Linked DNA regions of Homo sapiens: region 2 is linked to region 1. The links are chromatin contacts, found by Hi-C or POLR2A ChIA-PET in ENCODE. All regions are on one chromosome and are shown on one strand. Each heading gives the region's core, a stretch centred on a gene start or an enhancer-like site at or near the end of the contact. The rest is flanking DNA. Distances are from core to core; before and after follow the strand shown.

Region 1 (2,607 bases), core at 51-2,550:
CAGGGATGTCTGCGGTGTCGAGATGGTTTTAAACTTAGTCCAGATTATCTGCTTAAACTGCCTGTCCTAGCAGCACTGAACCTTCCAGAATGACACAGCAGCAAGAACCCTGGTCAAGCCAGCTTCCTGAGCCGGCTTCCTAACTAGCCTGCGGTGTTTCACGAGACTAATGGCAGAGGAGAGTGTGTAGGGCCACAGCTGTCATGGTGAACAAGTGAGGGTCTCACCACCTGCCCCCACTGGCGAGCCCTGGGCCCCACTTCCCTCCGTCCCACTGGAAGCTCTGTGAGCCAGCCACCTCAGGCACAGCCTGGCACATGCCCACTGCCTATCTGAAGGCTCCTCTCAGGGACTTGGGCACCCTCACACAGCGGTAGGAGGTTTTCTGAACCTGCTTCAGCCCTCCACTGGCTCACAGGGTACCTCAGAGGTAAGGCCACCAGGGGCCTCCCAGCCACACTCCAGGTTGCCCAGAGGGTGTGGGGACTGGTCTCTGGGCTTCTGAGCAGACTGCTTGCTGTGTCAGAAACACCTCCCCCACTCCTTCCCCGACCAGTTCCTACTCATCTTTCCTGGCTCAGCTTAGATGTCACGTTTCAGAAGCTTTCCCAGACTCCCCCAACAGGCTGGGCACCCCCTCCCCCACATCTGTTTCACCAAGGATCACCACTGTGCGATGCTATGCTTGCAATCGTGACTAACCCTGGCGGGCAGGGACTAGCTCTGCCCACTGCGGTGTTCCCACTGGTGGGCACTGTGCCAGGCACTGACGGACACCCAGGACAGGGTTGCTCAGTGATACATGGCGCTTCCTGGCTCCCCTGCCTGCCCAGCACAGCAGCAGCGCCCTGCCGCCCCCTGGGTGAAACTCTGATCTACCCTTGCAGGGAGGGGGCCGAGCTCTTGCTCCCGGCGGTTCCATTCTCAGAGAGGCGAGCGCTCTTGCCCGGCCTGACAGCTGTGGCCTAATTTCCAGGGCTATAACCGGGCTCCTTATTTTTACCCACTTGGTATTTTTCATTACTGATGCATGGGAGATGGCCAGGGATTGGGAATGGGGGAGGTGTGGGCTAATGGAAGACGCGTATGCGGTGGAGTCGGGGCTGTCGGGCCAAGGTGAGGGCCTGCAGGCGGGATAGAGAAGGGGTGGGGACAGACCAGACAGATACATGTATTTTTAAATTTTACAAGGGAAAAAGAAAATCCCAAATCCCACCCCCTTGTTTTTCCTCAGTAAGCATTTTCAACAAGGTCACAAATGCGCTGGCTCTATAGATTTTTGGCTCCAAACCACATTTCAGGCAGCCTTTAAAAGCCAATTCTTGGCATAGCTTCAGCGGAGCCTGAGGAGAGGGGAAAACTAGGGCACTTTTATGCTTTCAGAAAACCTCAGATCCAGGTCACAGCTTCCTGGCTCTACTGACGCTGTGGGGCACCCCCCTTCTCACAGGCCTGACCTGAGGACCCCCCTCCACCTCCCCCAGTGTTTTCTTCAGAGCATGGATCACAAGACCAGGTCACCTGTTTCTTTGTTACTTGTCCCTGTGGGCCCCTCCCATGAGGCTGCAGCCCCGGGGGAGGCGTGAGCCATGCCACAGCTGGCATGGGGCCTGGCACATCCCAGGCACTCAGGAATATTTGCGGAATGCCCCTCTGTGTGGAGTGAGTGAATCTTTGACCCCTGTTCCCCAGCCAGGGAGCTCTCTCCTTATGAACTCCCCAGTGCTCTTGTCCAGCCCCTATAAGATGTTCCCATCTCCCTGAAATACCTTCTCCCCGGTCTGTGGAGGCTGGGCCCATGTTGGCCTGGCCCAGGCCCTCCTCCGTACAAAGGCAGCAGGCAGTAAATATTTACAGGAGAAATCAAAGCCTCAGTTTCTTTCTGTATGAAAGAACCCAACTGGCCCATAAGGTCCCTCCTGGCTTCTCCCTGACTGAGACTCTCTGGGACTCTGATCAGTTTTGGCCCTGCGGCTACCCAGGCCTGGGTCACATGTATGGAGACAGGGCCCCAAGCGGGCCCTGGTATGAGGTGCTGGGCCTGCGTCCCAATTCCACACGCGACAAAGGGTAGAAGACCCATCCGCTCTGCCTGCATGGATGCTTCCAGAAATAGTGCTGTTGGCGGAAGGAGGCCACAAAGGAGGAATCAGCTGGAGGCCATACCTGGCCACCACCTCCTCACTGCCTGCTCCCACTGTGGATCTGGAGGGTCACTGGGTCACATATACAGCTTCACCCTCCCACTTTCCTGCAGGAAGGAAGGAGTTGGCTGCTTGGAGGTGAAAAAGTCACTCCTTCAGTTACCCCCATGGTGGCCCTTGGTAGGGCCTACTTCACACTCCTCCTCTGTGAGCATTTAAACCCAGACCACCAGGTCCACACCATTGTTGGCTCTGCCTCCTGATGTCCATGGCCTTGGATTCTGGTTCCAGAACCATGACGGCCCATGACACCTGCTCCTGTGTCTGAGGGTGGGCACCCGACCCTTTTCAGGGCAATCAGCACCAGCGCACTCTGGCCACACTGATGGGTCCCATGGGACATGAGCCCAGGACAGGTGCTGAAGGCTGGGGTGCCGAGAGGGCCGGAGCGAGCCACCTGGCC
Region 2 (2,607 bases), core at 62-2,561, 39 kb after region 1:
CTGTGTGGCTTGAGCCGGGGCTGGATAGTGTGCTCAGTCCTGCAGGCAACTCGCCCTGCAGCTTGGCTCTAGGAGGTGTGAGTGAGAGCGCCCATTCCTGCCTCAGGGAAAGGCTGGCTGGGCTGGCTCCTCTTTGTGGGGTTCCTCCTACCCCAGAGGCCCTGCCGCTGGGAGAGCCGCCTCCCTTTCCACCATGCTTCTCAGCCCAACCTCTGCCTTCACCAGGAGCTAGGCAGCACCCTCCTGGCCCCCAATCCATTCATACCAGTTACTGTGCCCAGCTCTGGGTCCTCACTGGTCCATCTGCCCAGGGCAAGGAACATGGAGAGGTAAATACTCAAACCCTCCTGGCACACAGTCCTGTCTTCCCTGCAAGGAGGTGGCAAGGCTGGCCGCAGTTACTCTGGGTCCCCCTGTGCTCTGGGGTGGCTGCTGTGGGCACTGACACCACAAGGTGGGAACATCTGGAAGAATGAGGGGTGGGTAGAGGCCCTCTCAGTGGGTACAGTTCTGGGACTGTTACCTTGCCATTCCCCTCTCTTCCCTAGCAACGATTTGCCGCCAAGCCTCATTTTAGAAGACCACAGTCCTCTCTGAACCCCCAGCAGTGGCTGCTGGTACCTCTGCTGGGCCTGGGACCTAGCTGTCCCCGAGGAGGAAGGCTCAGGGCCGTGGCTGGAGTCTAGCTGCTTTGCTGGCTGGCGGTGGCCCTTCTCCCTGGCACATGACTCCCTCTCACTTGTTCTCAGAAGCCCCCAAAAGAAGCTGCAGGGACAGCCGCGGGGAGAGGGGACAGAGGGCAGTGTCCCCTGCCCACGGCAGGGCCAGGGGAGGGTGCCTCAGGAAGAGGGTCCCCGGGCCATCAGTGCCCACCCAGCTCCTCTCCCCTGCAGGCTGGGCTCTTGCAAGAGGAGTCAAGTTCTTTGGGCACCGACACGGCACCCCTCCATTCTCTGGGCTGAGGCCGTATCTTACTGCGTGATCTGATTTTAAAGATATCTGTGGAATTGAGGTGGGGGTGGAGGGGTGTTTTTGTTTGTTTTGGAGAGTGGATGGAATGAAAATTGGAGGGAAGTGAACACTGAGGCAAGAATCTGAGGAGGAAAAACAAGTACTGTTCTTATGGAAGACTGTCCGCTTCTGAGCAGGCAGCATTAGTATTCCAGGGAGTGGAGTCAGGACCACACAGATTCAGGGCTGGAAGGGATCTCAGACCATCCAGTCCAACCCCAGTACCCTGGGAAGAAAACCGAGGTGAGGCGGTGTCATGTGACCTGCCTGGTCCCGTGGAGAGCCGGGCAGCGTGGGGGCAGAGGCTGGCCCTCCTGATCTGCACCCAGGCGGCTTCTACACCACCCTGCAGCAGGCCTGGCCACCGGCCTCAGCGCTTCTGGGAGAAGGTCAGCCAGGTGGAAGATGGAGAGGGCTTCTGGACTGAGCCCTGGAGGGGGGCTAGGGGCCACCAGGTCAGTGAGCAGCCAGGGACAGCCCATGGGGCCTGGGAAGGAAGGTGCAGGAGAATGAGGTCAAAGTTAAATGCACAGAGGGAGAAGGTGCATTTAGAACTGAAGGTCAGCCAAGGACAAAACCCTATGGGGTCAGCGGAGGGCCTGGGCCTGGATAAGGCAGTGCCTCCACCCTGGGCCGGGTCCCTGCTCTGCAGTGAGGTGACACCTTGTGTGAGGTTTTAGATGCTCTGGAATCAGACAGATTTGACTGTCAATTCTGGCTGACAGTGTGACCTTAGGCAAGTGATCCTCCTCACACCTCGGGGTAACTAAGATCACTCCTGGACCACCATGTGGATTCATTAAGACACAGATGCAATGCACTCAGAATGGGGCACAAGCCCCGCAGACTTCAGCTGGGGCCCTCTCCTCCTCCTAGTCTCCTCCCACTGATACGAGGGGTTGACACATGACCCACCACGGTTCCTAAAGAAAGCTGCAGCGGGGGTGGTGGAGGGGCCGTCATTGGCTCTCTAAGCTGCCCTCAAATGAAGGGGCCTCTACTTTAGTGGAAGCCCCCATTTTGGGGTAGACACTGAGGGATGGCAGTAACAGCTCCTCTCTTTGGGGGACGGGAGAGAGCAGCCCCAGCCACCTGGGAACCTAGGGGCACTCTGCTTCCTCCCACCATTCCTCACAGCACAGCTCGGGGGTTTGGGGCTTCCCCCAGGTGGGACCCCAGGCCAAAGTCCGTGTCATCAAGAATTAAATCCCTTTAAAGCAGGCAGATGAGCCCTGGGACCCAGCTGGCCAACCCACCTGACCACGGTGACAAGGACTGCTTGGGAAGGATAAGGTAAGGGAGTACATCTGTGGACCGGATGGCATGAGGCTGGAGAAGGAAAGGGGCACGCTGGGGTGATACACAGGGCTGCTTCTGCCCTGAGGCAGGAAGCCAGGCAGCCTCACCCCAGCTCTGCTCTGCTCTGCTCTGGGCTGGGCTGAGGCTCCAGGCAGGCGTGGCAGCAGCAGTGGCACTGCCAGCCCAAGTTGGGCCGTTCCTCTGGGCTCCTAGGCAAGCCCCGATCTGCTTCTCTTTCTGGCAACTCGGCCTGGCCCCAGTGAGTGCTCTCCTTTCAGATCTCTGAACCTCCTGAGT

What was found. A loop is a pair of places that touch in the nucleus more often than their neighbours do. ChIA-PET counts read pairs that join two places held with the same protein, here RNA polymerase II (POLR2A). Pooled maps may share reads with other maps.
Region 2: a loop to region 1 is called in a map of posterior cingulate gyrus, with 2.8 times the contacts of the local background. The contact joins the promoter of VAC14-AS1 here to the enhancer-like site in region 1. A Hi-C loop is called at or near these places in 10 of 168 maps with a recorded cell type or tissue (Calu3, HepG2, PC-3 and 5 more) and 8 of 50 pooled maps. POLR2A ChIA-PET finds 5 or more read pairs at or near these places in 10 of 52 experiments (A549, AG04449, AG04450 and 6 more).

The regions. Positions count from the first base shown.
Region 1 is chr16:70,714,676-70,717,282 of GRCh38, forward strand. The region is part of intron 14 of VAC14 (VAC14 component of PIKFYVE complex); the gene reads right to left. Among named protein-coding and RNA genes, the nearest start is that of MTSS2, 30 kb to the left of the region's middle. RefSeq lists enhancers at 1-404, 1,845-2,562. Within about 2 kb of position 1,301, at least 25 of the 41 ENCODE cell types and tissues checked have a DNase peak (open chromatin) inside an H3K27ac peak, as active enhancers do; they include PC-3, PC-9, ascending aorta and 1 more, where a contact is called at or near this core.
Region 2 is chr16:70,753,784-70,756,390 of GRCh38, forward strand. VAC14-AS1 (VAC14 antisense RNA 1) reads left to right here and starts at 1,312. Exons shown (of 6, transcript NR_034083.3): 1 at 1,312-1,466; 2 at 2,230-2,304. All of the region lies in intron 12 of VAC14 (VAC14 component of PIKFYVE complex), which reads right to left. RefSeq lists enhancers at 829-1,469, 1,470-2,110.